Regions from separate parts of the Homo sapiens genome. Here region 2 is linked to region 1. The links are chromatin loops, found by intact Hi-C in ENCODE. Cell type or tissue: dorsolateral prefrontal cortex. All regions are shown on one strand. Each heading gives the region's core, and the rest is flanking DNA. Links, peaks and the distances in the headings are about the cores only. Region 1 overlaps MAGI1 (membrane associated guanylate kinase, WW and PDZ domain containing 1). Region 2 overlaps MAGI1 (membrane associated guanylate kinase, WW and PDZ domain containing 1).

What was found. Peaks named below come from ENCODE experiments on the same cell type or tissue, not always from the same donor. Only the 100,000 strongest peaks of a DNase experiment are listed, where the experiment ranks them.
Region 2: it touches region 1 in a loop (6-fold over the local background); 2 of 110 quality-filtered maps call a loop at or near these places.

What each region holds. Positions count from the first base shown.
Region 1 is chr3:65,637,922-65,646,258 of GRCh38, forward strand. All of the region lies in intron 1 of MAGI1 (membrane associated guanylate kinase, WW and PDZ domain containing 1), which reads right to left. Among named protein-coding and RNA genes, the nearest start is that of MAGI1-AS1, 250 kb to the right of the region's middle. In dorsolateral prefrontal cortex, for the core only: no CTCF peak of the experiment used is centred there; no DNase peak of the experiment used is centred there; H3K27ac peaks cover 2,362 bases.
Region 2 is chr3:65,574,791-65,583,127 of GRCh38, forward strand. All of the region lies in intron 2 of MAGI1 (membrane associated guanylate kinase, WW and PDZ domain containing 1), which reads right to left. Among named protein-coding and RNA genes, the nearest start is that of MAGI1-AS1, 310 kb to the right of the region's middle. In dorsolateral prefrontal cortex, for the core only: no CTCF peak of the experiment used is centred there; a DNase peak (open chromatin) is centred at 3,291; H3K27ac peaks cover 1,099 bases.

The DNA of each region.
Region 1 (8,337 bases), core at 265-8,264:
TTCCTATGAAGACTGAGATCCTCTTAGCCTAGAATAGAGTCTCTTGGACTACAGGAGGAGCTGGCATAGACTATGTGACTGAACAAGTGAGTGAATAAAGGATGATACTGCTAATTAAAATGACACAGGCAGTGGCTAAAGCAGAACTAGGCAGACCTAAGTTCCCATCCTGACTTTGCCATCTGCTGCCTCTGTGTGTTCTTGGGCAACTTACTTAATCACTCTGGGTCTCCATTTCCTCATCAGAAAAATGGGGATAAGAATAGCATCTACCTGACAGGGCTGTCATGAGGACTAAATGAGAATATACAACGTAATGCTCACTAATGTGAGCTACCCTTTCCTTCATCATCTGACTTGAAAGTGACATGATTCAAATATACCTTTCATGAAATTCTATTCTCCAAGAAGGTAACAGAAAAGAATTTTTTTTAAGATTCATGATTATGACAATGTACAAAACAAATGAGTTAAACAAGCCAGCCTTTCCATATCTCCAGACTGCAAACTAATTAAAACTGGTGTGTTATCACCAGATTGCTTTCACACGCCCGCTTCTGTTTGTACTACACTGTATGGCCGAAGGTGTGCAAGCAGAGACAGAATTTCCTTCCTTCCTCCCACCTCAGGCCTCAAGTAGCTGGGACTACAGGAGTGCGCCACCATGCTCTCCTGATTTTTTTTTTTTTTTTTTTTTTTTTTTTTTCAGACAGAGTCTCGCTCTTTCACCCAGGCTGGAGTGCAGTGGTGCGATCTCAGCTCACTGCAACCTCCTCCCAGGTTCAAGTGATTCTCCTGCCTCAACCACCCAAGTAGCTGGGACTACAGGCATGTGCCACTGCACCCAGCTAACTTTTATATTTTTAGTAGAGACGGGGTTTCACCATGTTGGCCAGGCTGGTCTTGAACTCCTGACATGAGGTGATCCGCCCACCTCAGCCTCCCAAAGTGCTGGGATTACAAGCGTGAGCCACCAGGCGTGGCCGTGGCTTATTTTTTTGACTTTTAGTAGAGACAAGGTTGTGCTATGTTGCCCAGGCTGGTCTCAAAATCCTGAGCTCAAGCGATTCTCCCGCCTTGGCCTCCCCAAGTGCTGGGTTTACAGGCATGAGCCACTGCATGCTGCCCATTATTTTCATTTGCATTGCCCTGATGACTGACAATGTTAGTCTTGTCAAGTACTAACAGAAGTGTCTTTTCATTTGTTAAGTTTCTATTCAAATTGTTCATCAGTGTATATTGGTTGTCTTCTTAATGTTGACTTGTAAAGGCCCCTTATATATCCCTCATATCAGTCCCTTGCAGAAAAACATTTTTCAAGTATTCTCTCCCAGTCTGTGGTTACCAATTCATTTTCTTAATGATGCCTTTTGATGAGTGGAAATGTTCTATGTTGAAATGAAGTCTAATTTATCAATTTTTATGGTTATTTTTTCTCTATTATTAATTTACTACAGATGAGTCAGAAAACAAAATAACGAAATAGAAGAACTCTGGGCAAGGAGTCAGGGGGCCTGGATTTGAGACTTAAATCTGCACAGGTATTTGAGTTTCGGGAAGTCATCTGGGAGGGTTGATTTTATGTGTTAACTTGACTGGGCCACAGCATGTCCACGTATCTGGTCAAACAGAATTCTGGGTGTTTCTGTGATGGGGTTTTGAGATAAGGTTAACATTTGTATCAACGGACTGAGTAAGCCAGATTGCCCTCCTTAGTGTGGGTGGGCCCCATCCAATCAGTTGAAGGACTGAATAGAACAAAATTACTGTCCTTCCTCCAAATAAAAGAATTACTTTCCAGCCAGGTGCGGTGGCTCAGGCCTGTAATCCCAGCACTTTGGGAGGCCGAGGTGGGCAGATCACCTGAGGTCTGGAGTTCAAGACCAGCCTGACCAACATGGAAAAACCCCGTCTCTACTAAAAATACAAAATTAGCCAGGCGTGGTGGTGCATGCCTGTAATCCCAGCTACTCAGGAGGCTGAGGCAGGAGAATCGCTTGAACCCAGGAAGCAGAGGTTGCAGTGAGCCAAGATCGTAGCCTGGGCAACAAGCGCAAAACTCCGTCTCAAAAAAAAAAAAAAAATTACTTCCGTCTGACTGCTTTGAGCTGGGAATCAGTTTTTCCTGTGTTCAGACTAGAACTGAAACATGGGCTCTTCTTGGGTTCAGGTCCACCAGCCTTCAAACTGGGAGTACCATCAGCTCCTCTGGGTCTTCAGCTTGTCATGTGCAGGTCTTGGGATGTGCCAGTCTCTATAACTGTGTGAGCCAATTCCTTAAATGAAATCTCCTTCTCTCTATATATACATCCTACTGGTTCTGTTTCTCTAGGGAACACTGACTAATACATCATCTGCCTCCTTTAGCTCCAACATAGCATGAAGCATTCTACTCAATTCTTAATGAATATTGCTGGAATGTCTAATACATCGGCTCTAATTCACATATGTATAAATGAATAAGTTGGATTCGACAACCCCAGAGGCCTCTCCTGTTCTAAGAGCCTCTGATACTTATCTTGCTCTCACCTTTCCATTCCAATGACTCCTTTTCCCTCAGGTGTCCTCCACCAAAATTAATTCGGCTGTGCTTCTCAGAAAAAGCGACAAAGCTCCCTCCCAGCTAATCAGCTTAGAAGTAATTCTAACAGGCTCCAGCTACATAGAAACCTGTTCTGGTTTGATTGTCCTCACCTTTTTGGAAGGAAGCTGAAGAGTTCACAAAAATTCAACATTGTTGTATGTTTATTCACAACAAGGGTTGCAGCAGTTGAATTCTCTTAACTTCCTCTCCGAATATATTGCTTATATACTGACGTATTTACCCGAATCCTAAAATAACATTTTAAAACTGCAAGGAAGATACCAAATGCACCAATAAATCCAACTAACGAGTGTTCCTATTAGGGAAGAAAGTCCCTGACACATTATAGTTCCCAAAACACAGAAGGAGATCAAACGTTTGTCACTGAAACAAACTGAAATAGGTCCACACTTCAGCCTTTGGGAACTGTGACACCCTCTTTTTTGTTGCTTGATTCCAAACCAGTCCTTATGAGAAAGAAAATTATCTTTACCCATTCATGTGACTTTAAATAAATTTTGCAATGCCCTTTGAGACCAAACCACACCCTTGGAGATACCAAACCACAATTGAGAATTTTTGCTTTCTAATAAGCCTATATTAAAAAAAAAAAAGTAGGTGATGGTGACTGAGAGCTATAGTAAGAACCTGAAGGGATTCAGTTCACTAAGCTTCCCCACATGGCTCTAACAGCAAAAGCACAGAGCTGCTCTCTCTTGGGGTCCTGGAATGTTCTAACGACAAGGCATCAGCCAGGCTTACTCAGAGTGGAAGTGGCAACCGAATGTTGTTACCTCTAAGACAGGGAAGTAAACTTCAATGAACACTGAAATCACCTGGGGCATGTCTATAATAGCACCAGCGCCTAGGCCCCCACTTCAGACCAATTCAGAATCTATAGGGAAGGACTAGGCATCGGTATTTTTTTTCTAATCTCCACTAGTAATTCCAAAGTGTAGCCAGGGTTCTAAGCCTAGCCTACTTCTCAGACTGTGAATTCACGGTAGATTCACTAATTGTCAAAATATACACACAGAATCTTCTGTTGATAGAGCATCCTGTATAATCTCCTAAGATGAAGTGCCCTTAGCTTCAAAGAAGAAATATAAGACTCTGAACCAGGTGCAGAGAGTGGTACGGGAGTGAAGAACATCAATGAGATAAGGAAGTGGAAAAATTCTAACACCCTCTTAGAGTCACAGCCCTGGGAATTTAAATCGTGTTTCTGCCTGCCCTGACTAAGGAAGAAAACTGAAATTAGCTGGGTAGAAATTTCATCTAAAAGAATCAGGAGACTCCAAGTGACCTGTACTTTGATGTCTCTCACTGTGGCTCAGCCACGCTTTTCTCTTTCACACCAATTCCTGAGAAAAGTCATCAGTAACTGATATGTAGTTTGAAGAACAGACATCAAATACAAAGGATGGGTTAGGGGCCCAAGGTTTCTGCCAGGCTGTGATCGATGACAAGGAACAAGGTGAGAAAGGGCCTGCTGGGATCACAAATGCAGGGCTTTCCCACACTGAAATCATAATAATGATGTCTTAAAAGTTGCACAGGCTGACTTCTGAAGGTGCACAAAGCACCAACACATTTAGAAAGCACTGGAAAAGATGAAAGAACAAATAGAAGGCTCCCCAAAATTAAACACAACTCAACATGACTGCTGTGAGCTGGGTAATTATCTCGTTGATGGATTCTACACTCCAGCTAACACTGAACCATGTGCTACCTCAAAAGGTTTCTTCAAGCACCAGCACCAATGAATGCTTGCAGCCACTCCCATATCTTGATCAAGCCCTTCAGTGCTCACAAGAACAATCAATTTTCTTTAATGAGACATTATTCTGCCACTGGTCAAACATGCTATGACCATCAAACCTTCTATCCGGAAGACTCGAAGGGAATGAAAAGCCTTTGAGAATTTTACATCAGCAAACCAAAAATACTTAAGGCTAGCAGAAAACCATCTTCTTCAACCAGATACCAAAATTTTGAATAAAGTGTTTTTATAATGACTTAGCTAGACAGTCCGCCCTATCTATAACCTTGATATGTAAGCTCTGTTTATACATACTGAAGTCATACTGGCATCTCAAAAGTTCAAGCAAAATCAAATCATGAAAGTAAATCGGTTACATTTTCTATCCTTTTTCTTGATAAAAAGAAGGCTAGCTTAACATTTGCTTTTCTCCCCATAATTAGAAAGATTCTGGAAAGAGAAAATGTAGTCAAACAGGCTTGAGCAGAAAATAGCTTTTTTAAAAAGTGCCTTATATAAAAGAATAACAATTAAGGAATAAAGCTCCATCTCTCATTTGATAGGTATTACCTGCCTGGAAATTAAATCATACTTAGTGCTTTCTCTAGAGAAGACTTCTGTTCCAAAATGAGGGTCTAATGTTTTGAGTGGTGCAAGCCAAATCAGCTTGAAGAAACAGAAGGCTCTGCTAAGCTTTAGCAGAACAAGCCCTAACATAATATGCCAGAGAACACGTTTGACAAAACAGAAGTAGAAAAATATTTTCAAAATCAGTTCTTGGCTTAAATATAGCATTTGGCACCTCCAGTAAACACAGAGGAGAAGATCTAACTTGGTAGCACCATGTGACTTTCTGAACTGCAGCAGACCAGATGGTGGGGTGAGTTATTCATTTCTCAGCTCCTCACCCACTTTTCCCTTCCATTAGTGACTTCTCAGTTCAGGGTCCCTTAGAAGAGCTGGAAATAAAAGAACTGGATAAATACATAGAACTAGTTTTCTTAGTACTTATTATTCTACTTTAAAACCATGTTACTAGCAAACACCTCATGCCAACTCAACAGCTCTTGTTAGTAAGTGTTCTGGATTATATAGTCAAGTCAATGTCTCATTTGCTATCTACGAAAAATAAAGAGGGTGACACTTCCCCTTCTGTAAAGATAGGGCAGACATACCTTTCCCTATTCCTCCCACTAAGTACAACTATAGGCCTTGGATCTAGGAAATTAAGAAGATGTCTGAAATGTAAAGAGAAAAAGGCAGACCAACTAGGAACCTTGGGACAAACCTCAACATGGTGATGAGTTTCATGGGTTTTCTTTATGTCTCATATATCCCAGAATCAGAGCTGAAGAACCCAGGAATGGGTAAAAACCAAGTGGGATGAAGGAAAACAACAACAACAACAACAACAAAGCCTGTTCTCTCTAGCTAAAGAATTAGGGAAGAAGGAGGGAAACTGGCAATAAGGAAAACTGTTACACAATAACGGCTCTACTTCAGCCAAATACCACAGGAAAAGACTATACTTCCACCACCACCCACGCCAGCAATGATTGAATGGGGAGCTTAGAATTCCGCCCTTTTCAGACTGTATTGGGGTCACCTAATCTCTGCTCCTCATTCTGGGGTACTGTCAAAGAAGACTGAGTAAAGACAGAATCTTCGACCCCATGGGTGGAATCTCTTCTTCTCCCCACATCCCCTCTTCCTTATCCGCTCTTCATCATCTTTGGAGACCCCAGAGGAATTCAGCACTTCTGCCCCACATAGCAGTAATATGAAGTCATTCCTCCCACTGAATGTCAAAGGAAGAAGAGGAGTGGGAAACCTAGACTTCTACCCCCACTGGACTGTAACAAGGTCTCATATCTCCTTCCCCTAACAAAGTGGTGTCAGATAAAACCATCTAAAACAGAAGGTTTAAGTAAGTTTCAGTCTCATAACATAATATGCAAAATGTCCAGATTTTAATTGAAAATCACTCATCATATGAAGAATAAAAAAAACTCAACCTGAATGAAAAAGGCAAGATGACAAAAATGTTACAATTATCTGACAAGGATTTTCAAACAGTCATCCTAAAAATGATTCAAGGAACAATTATGAACACACTTGAAACAAACAAAGAAGTATAAAACCTCAGCCCAAAAAAAAAAAAAAAAACCCAGAAGACATAGCAGGGCAGGAAGCTAAGACGAGCAGATTTCTTGAGCTCAGGAGGTTGAGGCTACAGTAAGCAGTGATCGTACCACTGCACTCAGCCTGAGTGACAGAGTAAGCCCTGTTTCAAAGAAAAGAAGAGGAAGAAATAAAGATAAATAGAAATTTTAGAACTATAAATTATAACCAATGAAATAAAAAGCTCAGTTGATAGGCTCGACAAGAAAATGGAGGAGACAGTAGAAAAACATTAGTCAATTTGAAGGTAGGATATTAAAAATTAAAGGCCACGCACAGTGGCTCACGCCTGTAATCCCAGCACTTTGGGAGGCTGAGGCAGATGGATCACTGAGGTCAGGAGTTCAAGACCAGCCTGGCCAACTTGGCAAAACTCTATCTCTACCATAAATACAAAAATTAGGCTGGCATGGTGACGCACACCTATAATCCCAGTTATTTGGGAGGCTGAGGTAGGAGAATCACTTGAACCTGGGAAGCGGAGGTTGCAGTGAGCCGAGATTACACCAGTACACTCCAGCCTGGGTGACAAAGTAAGACTCCATCTCAAAAAAAAAAATAAAAAGAAAGAAAAAAAAAACAGTGAAAATGAATGGAAAAAAGAAACAGAGCCTCAGGGATCTTTGGGACTCTAACAACAGACCTAAAATTTATGTCACTGGAGGCCCAAAAGAAAGAAAGAGTTAAACATTTACTTAAAGAAATAATGACAAAACATTTCTTAAAGTTAGCAAAATATATAAAAATAGAGGTTCAAGAAGGTCAGCAAACCCAAAATAGAATGTTTTAAAAATCCACACCAAAATATACTCAAATTTTTGAGAACTGAAAGAAAAAAAATATTGAAAGCAGTGAGAGAAATACTACCTTACATAGAAAAAATAGAGTGACAGTAAATTTTTCATCAGAAACCATGGAAACCTAATAGAAAAGGGTACAACATTTTTCAAGTCCTAGAAGAAACGAACTGTCAGCCCAGAATTCTACATCCAGTAAAAATATTCTTCAGGAATGTAGGTGAAATCAAGAGATTCTCAGGTAACAAAAAATTAATAGACTTCATTGACAGTAAACCTATCCTAAAAAGATGACTAGAGAAGTTCTCTGAAATGTGGTTATAAAAGTAAGAATTTTAGGACAAAAAGAGGGAAGAAAAACAATGAAAAGAGTAAAAGTACAAGCAAATACATTTCTCTTCTCCTACTGAGTTTTCTAAATTAGGTTTGAAGCTCAACTATCTCATGTGGCTCTAAGAGTACATGGAGGAAATATTTCAGACAATGATATTATAAACCAGGATGTAAAGAGACGTAAGGTTTCAGCAATTCAGCCAAACTGGTAAAATGACCATTCTACATATAGTTATTTTATATACTTTTGAGTATATCTATTTTTACAGCCCTTTTAGTATTATATATAATGTAACACATAAAGCAATACTAAAAAGGCTAAAAAGAGATATGCTCAAAAACATTATAGATAAATCAAAATAGAATGCTAATAAATGCTCAACCCACAGGAAGAATAAAAAAGAAAATAAAAGAATAAGACAGAATAAATGAAAAATAAAAAATAAAAAGACATAATTTTTAAGGCTTAACATGTCCATAATTACATGAAGTGTAAATCACCTAAACACACCAATTAAAAGACAGAGGTTAGCAGAATAAATTTAAAAACATAACCCAACTATATTATGTTAACAAGAAACTTGCTTCAAATATAACACTATAGGCATGGTGAAAGTGAAAGGATAGAAAAAAATATGCAAACATTAATGAAAATAAAATAGAAATGCTATGTTAATATC
Region 2 (8,337 bases), core at 219-8,218, 63 kb before region 1:
AGAAATAAGCCCTCACATATATGGACAACTAATTACCAACAAAGATGCAAAGACAATTAAGTGGAGAAAGGAAATCTTTTCAACAAGTGACACTAAAACAATTGGACTTTCACATTTAAAAAAATTAACTTCAACTCGGAATGGATCATAGACATAAAACTAAAACCGAAAACCATAAAACTTATAGAAGAAAACTTTTGTGACTTTAGGTTAAGTAAAAACAGATATCACACCAAAACCACAATCTATTAAGGAAACAATTGGTAATTTGTATTGCTTCATAGTTAAAAATCTCTGTTCCCCAAAAGACACTGTTAAGAGGATGAAAACGTAAGGCACATATTGGGAAAAAGTATGTACAAATCACATATCTGAAAAAGGTCTTATATTCAGAATCTATAGAGTTCCAAACAAAACACCAACTAAAAAGAGAGTAAAATATTTGAATTAAACACTTTAACAAAAAAGACATATGGATGGCAAATGAGCACATGAAAAATTAGTCATTATAGAAATAAAAATTAAAACCATAATGAGGTACCAAGATATACTATTAGAAAGGTTAAAGTTAAAAAGACTGACCAAAGCAAGTATTGATGAAAATGTGGAAGAAGTGAAACTCTCCTACACTGCTGGGCAGGAATATAAAGTGATGCAATCACTCTGGGAAGGTTAAGAGATTTCTTAAAAAGAGAGATGACCATGTGACCCAGTAATTCCACCCACAGATATTTACTCAAGAGAAATGAAAGCATACATCCATATAAAGACTTACACACAAATGTTCATAGCAGCTTAATCTGTAATAGACAAACTGGAAACAAACCAAATACCTATCAATGGGTGAATAAACAAACAAAAGATGATACATCCATACCATGAGATACTACTCAGCAACAAAAATAGTGAGCTGTTGCTATATGCTACAACATGAATGGCTCTCAAAAAATTCTGCTAGTGAATGATGTATAATTCACTATTATGCTACGAATGAAGTCAGATTCCTGATGCCACAAAAAAAATACATACCACATGATTACATTCACATATAATTCTAGATAAAACAAACTTAGCACCAGATAACATGTTACTGGTTGTCTTGAAATCGGGAGATACAGGGTAGAGGAGAGTGATTATAAAGGGGCACAAGGACATTTTTGGGGGAGCTAATGTATGTTCGTTTTCTTAATTGTGGTGCTGGTTTTATGGGTATATGCACAAGTCAAGACTTATCAAATCATACATTCTAAGCATGGACAGGATATTGTATATTAATTCTACCTCAGTAAAGATGTTTTTAGAGTCATTAGATATTTGTCTAATTTTGTTTTCTAATTACTTTATGTATATATACACACAGATTTTATAAAATGTAGAGCATGCATACTTAGCATTTTTAGCGGTTTTCTGTTTGCTTCTTGTTTCTAAATATCTAATTAATCAAGTAACACGTATTAATAACCTGTTTGATAATAATTCTAACAGTGGCCCTCTGAAAATTCAGCTCAGGGTGCTAGAACAATCAATATAGTGACACCAATATCATGACATGTGTGACACATTAGCATGAAATTAGTGGTGATCCTTGTCAATCCTACGTAGACAATGCTAATCAATCCCCGCACTCTTCCTCTCTGAGCCTGAATAAAAGATTCCAGCTCTAACAGGCTGGAGCTAATACAAATGGTGAACCCGCTCTGCCATCCAGGGGTCTTGTTGATGATGCTGATGATGCCTGACTGAAGTAGGCAAATACGTTTTTATCTTCATCTTTTTGCCAGGCTGTCTCTGTGCTATCTTGTTGCTTTGCTTAAATCAAGAAAAATGGGCGTTGTACTGCTATCTGCATTTTGTCTTGCATTTAAGTAACGGTTTCCTTTAAGAGCCAATTCAGAACTCATACATTCCAGGAAGCCTCCTATTGACTAAGCTCAGGTCATAATAAACTTGACTTTTTCTGAATCCTTTCACTACTAGATTCCTTGCTACACAATACCACATTTAGGTATCTGCCACCAGGATTATTCTCTGAGCTTCACTTTTCTTACCTGTAAATTGATACTTATATTGCAGAGTTGTCTTCAGGACTAGAGATGATGTATGGTTACCCCTGGGATGTAGACTCCACAAATTCAGACATTTTGTCTAGTTTATATAACCCTAGTGCCTAGAACAGTGCCAGACACAGAGTAAGTGTTCAACAAATAGCTGTAAGTAAATATGTAAGTAGTCTTTCACATACCATGGCACATTAAGTTCGATCCACATACACACTTAATACTCTATAATAACTCAGCTACTTGAAGACAGTCACCCTAGGTGCTCTTTTTGTCCCTTGGAGTTACATTTTACTCAGGGTTTCTATAGTTAGAAGTCAAGGCAAATATCACAGGCAGAGCTGGACTAGAGTGAAACAAATGAATCATAATCCTGGAATGTAAATTTAAAGGATACGCCAAAAAAACCCTCCACATATGAAAGAAATAATATTTCATGCAATATTTTTTAAAATAAAAATAATGCAAAGAATCCATTATGAATAAAACATCAGTTTTAAACAAAGGCAAAATCAGAGCAGTGCAGGACTGAGCCATATCAAAGCCTGAGGCAAAATGAAAAATCAAACACGGCTCCTATCTTCACTTAAAATAATTTTGATTAAAAAATATTACATTAAAATATTATTTATCCTCATTACTGAGGTTTCTAGCACTCCCTTCAATTCTGTGCCGGTGGTGAGTGCCTCCTCGTGTCACCCCAATCCTGGCCCTGCACAGCTGTCAAAACAGTCCTTGAAGAATCCCTTAAACTATCCACAAAATATAATATTCTACTCTCACTAAATTCAACACCACCAGTTTGCCTTTAGTGTTAGAACAGTGCTACGTTTCTCCAGGTGAGCCCTGGATGAAGAAGATGGCTTACACTTAAGGAGCCAGGCTGTATACAAAATGTGTGTCTTTACACAGCAGACTCACACTTGGCTCATCAAGGTGCTGATGCCATGGGAGGCTTCTGGGAACTGAGAATAGTCGAACCATGTCTCTCATCTCACCCTGGCTCAGGCACAGACTCTAAGGCAGGCAGAATCAACCACATTCTTTTATTTGCCTTTATTCGCTCCTGTTTGTGGTCTGTCTCTGTCTCTCTTTCTCTCTCTCACACACTCTCACACACGACTTGTGTAACTTGAATGAATAAATAATGTGATTCTACTGGAAATGCAATGCTGTCCGCCCCTTGGCCTTCTACCCAGCATGCCTGCTTGTTGAGCGACTGACGGGTTCTGCCTCCATCCTCAGGAGCCTCAGCTCCCACAAATCACTAGTGATTTCCTCCAGCCGCCAAGACAAAGGCGACTCTGGCAACCAGGCTATGTATTCCTTTTGCTTTCCCTAAGCACCCATACCATGTTGCTTCCCATAAATTCACAGTTTTATCCTGAGATGAAATCGCACCATTTCTGCCAGGAATCACACACAGAAACATGGTTCTGTTTTGTTTCTGGACATACTGTATTTGATAAAATTAGAAAGAAATCACCCTACCAACATTTGCACACAAGAAGAAAGGGAAAAAAAAGAGGAGGGTGAAAAATCAACCAGCTATGAGATCCAGTATAGAGAAGATATCAGAAAAACATTTTTTGCAGGTTCCAAATCTTGAAGTATAAAATTATCCTCTCCTATTCTTCTTTGTTCCCACTTGTGGCATCTAGCCAATCACTAACAAATATAAGAGCTGGATGCCAACTTCAGTAAACATATTTAACCCTACAAGGAGAGACAGTCATGGGGGAAAATGAAATCTTCATGGGTCCAAGTCTCTCAATGAGAACAGATATTCAGGCCGGATGCCATGGCTCACGCCTGTAATCCTAACACTTTGGGACGCCGAGGTGGGTGGATCACTTGAGGTCAGGAGTTCAAGACCAGCCTGGCCAATATGGTGAAACCCCATCTCTACTAAAAATACAAGAAACTAGCGGGGCGTGGTGGCACATCCCTGTACCCCCAGCTACTTGGGAGGCTGAGGCACGACAATCACTTGAGCCTGGGAGATGGAGATTGCCACAAGGTGAGATCGCGCCACTACAATCCAGCCTGGGTGACAGAGTAACACTCTGTCTCCAAAGAGAGAGAGAGAGAGAGAGAGACAGAGAGAGAGAGAGAGAACGAACAGATATTCCCTGCAAGCTCTCCTAAAGCGATGCATTTTTTTGCGGGGGAGGGGTGGGGGTCACTAATACAAAACATAGACTTGGCACTGAGCCTCCCAAAGCAGAAAGAAGATTGGATAATTACATTCATACACATATCCATTGTGTATGAATCACATTGTCCAGCCCCACCACTGTGCAAATCCTGGAGTCAGAACATCTCAGATTCTACCAGCTCATCCCAAGTATTTTCCAGATAAGGTAACAGAGGCTTAGCAAGACCAGGTGACTTGTCTTACCCAGGTCATGATGGCAGCAGGTGCAACCATCTACCCAAGCTTCTGCCAAAAAACTAGGATGCTTTCTGCTGCTCTGTGGTGGGACCATTTGATCCCAGGACTGCCACATATTTGGGCCTTATACAGTTCCTTTCTGTGGTTAAGTGAAGTGATTACCCATGCCCTATGACTACCAGATACACCACACTACACAAGTGACTTCCAAAATGCAGCCAGGAGTCCCCACAGTCACAAATGTCTGTTCTTAGACCCTCTGAGACAACTGTAACAGGGATAAACACGAATGGAGAATGATCCATAAAGAACTCTCTCACTGGCCGGACTCAGTGGCTCACGCCTGTAATCCCAGCACTTTGGGAGGCCAAGGCGGGTAGGTCACCTTAGGTCAGCAGTTCGAGACCAGCCTGGCCAACATAGTGAAACCCTGTCTCTACTAAAAATGCAAAAAAGTAGCCGGGAGTGGTGACAGGAGCCTGTAATCCCAGCTACTCGGGAGGCTGAGGCAGGAGAATCACCTGAAACTGGGAGGTGGAGGTTGCAGTAGGCGAAGATCACGCCACTGCACTCTGGCCTGGGGAACAAGAGCGAAACTCCATCTCAAAAAAAAAAAAAAACTCGCTCAGTATCATTGGGACATTAAAAAAGCCAATGAAACTAGACAAGCTCACTGGCACTCTTTTTTCATTAATTACTGTATCTTTTTTCTGATTAAAAAATTATAACAATTTCACATGATCTTATGAAACTATTAGCTCTCTGAGGGCAAAGACTTTTTCTGCCTCGTTCACTGGTCTATCCCAAGTCCAGGACTTAACTCCATATTAAATAAACATTTCCTGAACAAGTTTTAAAAAGAAAAATGTATCTGTTCATTGAGAAAGTCCTGAAAACATAGGAAAAAAATTTAAAATGAAGCAAACTCTCCCATCAATTAGCAACACAGAGATAACAACTGTTAGCACTTTCCAGAATGTATTCTGTACATGTACATACAAGTTTTCAATCTAATTTGAGATGAGACTATATAAATAATTTTGTATCCCATTTGGTTTGTCTTTTCTTTTTTCTCCTTTTTTTTTTCTTGGCCAAGTAATCTCGCATCTTGCTTTTAATTTTAACCTTCTCTTCAGTTCTCTCTTCTTCAATTCAAGTGCAATGACAGCTACAGACATCAGAAGTGAGCAAATCGATACACAGTGACCCAAAGTCAAACACCAAAAGTTCTTCCTGGAGTCAAACAACTTTTGCAGAATAAAAAGAATCCTCTGAACCAGTTCTTCCTTACTCCTAACACAGGTTATTTTTTTCAATTAACAAGTCACGCAAACACCAGGACAATTAGAGCTGTACTGAACTTTGTGGTATTTTCTGCACATAAAGTAAATATATCTTTCTACCAAAGCATGAATAAAGAAGTGAAGGACAATAAAAAAAAATATGTGGCAGATACCAATCTTGGGCTATCAGATTACTCAAGCACCTCTGAATGCTTAAGACTGACAAGTCGCTTCTATAAGAATCACAGATTTTTTTGTCAGTTGTTTCTCTTACAGTGTGCACACCGGTTTCCACACATTAATGTGTACATTTCAATTCAGCAGCCTTCCCTGGTGATACCTCTGCTTGCATATCTAATAGATATTTAGATTCAAAATACCCAGAGTTAAACAATTATCTTCCCCTTCAAATGGGCTCCACCTGCAAGCCTGTCCCATCTCAGTAACGGATGACTCCAGCCCTTCTCTGAGCTTAGGGCAAAAGTCAGGATATTAATATCATCCTTTTCTCCTGTCTTATTCTCATACCACCCATCAAAAATATCTACACACCCTGTGCCAGCTCCCATCACCACTCACCTTGATAGCTGTGCAAGCCTCATAACTGGTCTTCTGCATCCAAGTTTGACTCCCTACAGTCTGAGAGGCACACTCTATATCCAAAGAGCATCCAGAATCATTCTTTGAAATGTTGAGTCAAAAAGGGGGCAGCACAAAGGACTTTTCTGGAATGATGTAGTGACGATATGACTTGTATATGAACCTTTACTAAAGATCACAGAAATGTACATGAATAAGAGAATTTTACTGTCCAGTAAAAAGGAAAATTACTGTACAAGAAAAAAAAAGGCAAATGAGGCCACGGAAGTTCTCTGCTCAAAAACCCAAAAACCTATATTGTACATGCTGAAGTTGCCACATGACCCGATTCTCTATTACTGCTTTAACTTCATCTTCTAGTACTTTCACTTCCTCTGCTCACTTTGTCCCAGCCACACTGTCCCTGCCCCCTTGCTGCTATTCATACAATTTAGGCATGGTCCTCCCTTAGTGACCTGGCACTGGCTGTTCCCTTTACCTGGAATCCCTCTTCCCCTGCCATTTGTGAAGTTAATACTCTCCACTCTATCTCTTGCACAAACATCACATTCCTAATTAAGCCCTACTGAAACCTGCCATTCATCTCCCATCAGCATACCCAATACCCCTTACCTTGCTCTATTTTTCCTTTTCCATTCACAGGCATTATCATTTTCAGATATACCATATAACTCACTTACTAATACTTTGCGGTCCTTATCTAACTCTCCCTTACTGACCTCCAGCTAGAATCTTAAACTCCCTGAGAACAACAATTTTCCTTCCAATCCTGAATATATTCCTGACACTTAGAAAAGTGCCAGGAACATAGTAGATGTTTGATAAATATCTTTTGAAAAAAAGTGTACACAACTGGAACCTAGTGTATGTCAGGCATTGCACTAGCCCCTGTGGTAGATTCAACATGTAAAATGACTGTTATTTTGTTAAATAAATGGGTTGGCCTACATAATCCCCCAGTCCTCTCTAGCTCATAAATGCATTCCAAGTGAGTGTTTTAGACATGATTATAGGCTGTACTTGAATGTAAGCGCCCTGAAGGCAAGGATTTTAGGCTGCTTTCCAGCTACTGCATTCCCTGCCCTAGAACAGTACATGGCATAGAGAAGCATGCAATATTTAGTGAATGAGTAAGCTCCCTGTGAACAAGGAATAAGAGTCTTGTATGTGTTATGTTTCTGATTCTACCCAGCACATAGGAAGAGCACCAGGCACGTGGGAGAGGCTCGGCCCTGGTTATGTACTCTACCTAGTCTCCTCATGGTTGGTTCAAAAAAATCACAGTTAGCAACAATATGCACAGGCCTTCCTCAATATTCTCAGGAGTAGTAATGGAGAGGATGATTTTAAACATGCTGCATAAGCGCTTTACTTCAGGTGGCAGCTCTTTGGAATTCCTATTAGGTGCATCACATCAAAGAGCGGCTCTCTGATGTTGACATGCCTGACGATTCTGAGTACAAAATCCAGGTCAAATAAGACTTACTGTTGAAAGCAAGCTTCTCCAGAGAAATTGCAGGGATTTCCCTTTGCATCCTGGTTACTTCAATTCTCTGTCTTGAACTTTACACCAAGGCCACTACGACCCCAAAGCCTCATGGAAGTCACCTCAGCAGTCATCTACTCCAATCACCTCTGACTGGCCATGACTGTTAAAGGTTTTGCTTCCATGAATGTGTGTTTTCCAAAGATACATACGCCACATCAGCAAATGAACGCTGACATGAGACATGACTTCTCCTTCTACAACTTCTAGAATTACAGGTATCATTGTCACACCAGTCCATCAGCACTGTGCAACACAGACATAATGTAAACCACATATATGATTTTAAGTTACGTAATGTTAAAAATAAGTCAAACCAAACAAGTGAAATGCACTTAATAGTGTATTTTCTCTAACCCAATATATCCAAACTACTGTAATTTCAACATGAAATCAATAAAAAATTATTAATGAGATATTTTGCCTTTTATCTCTCATACTAAGTCTTCAAAATTG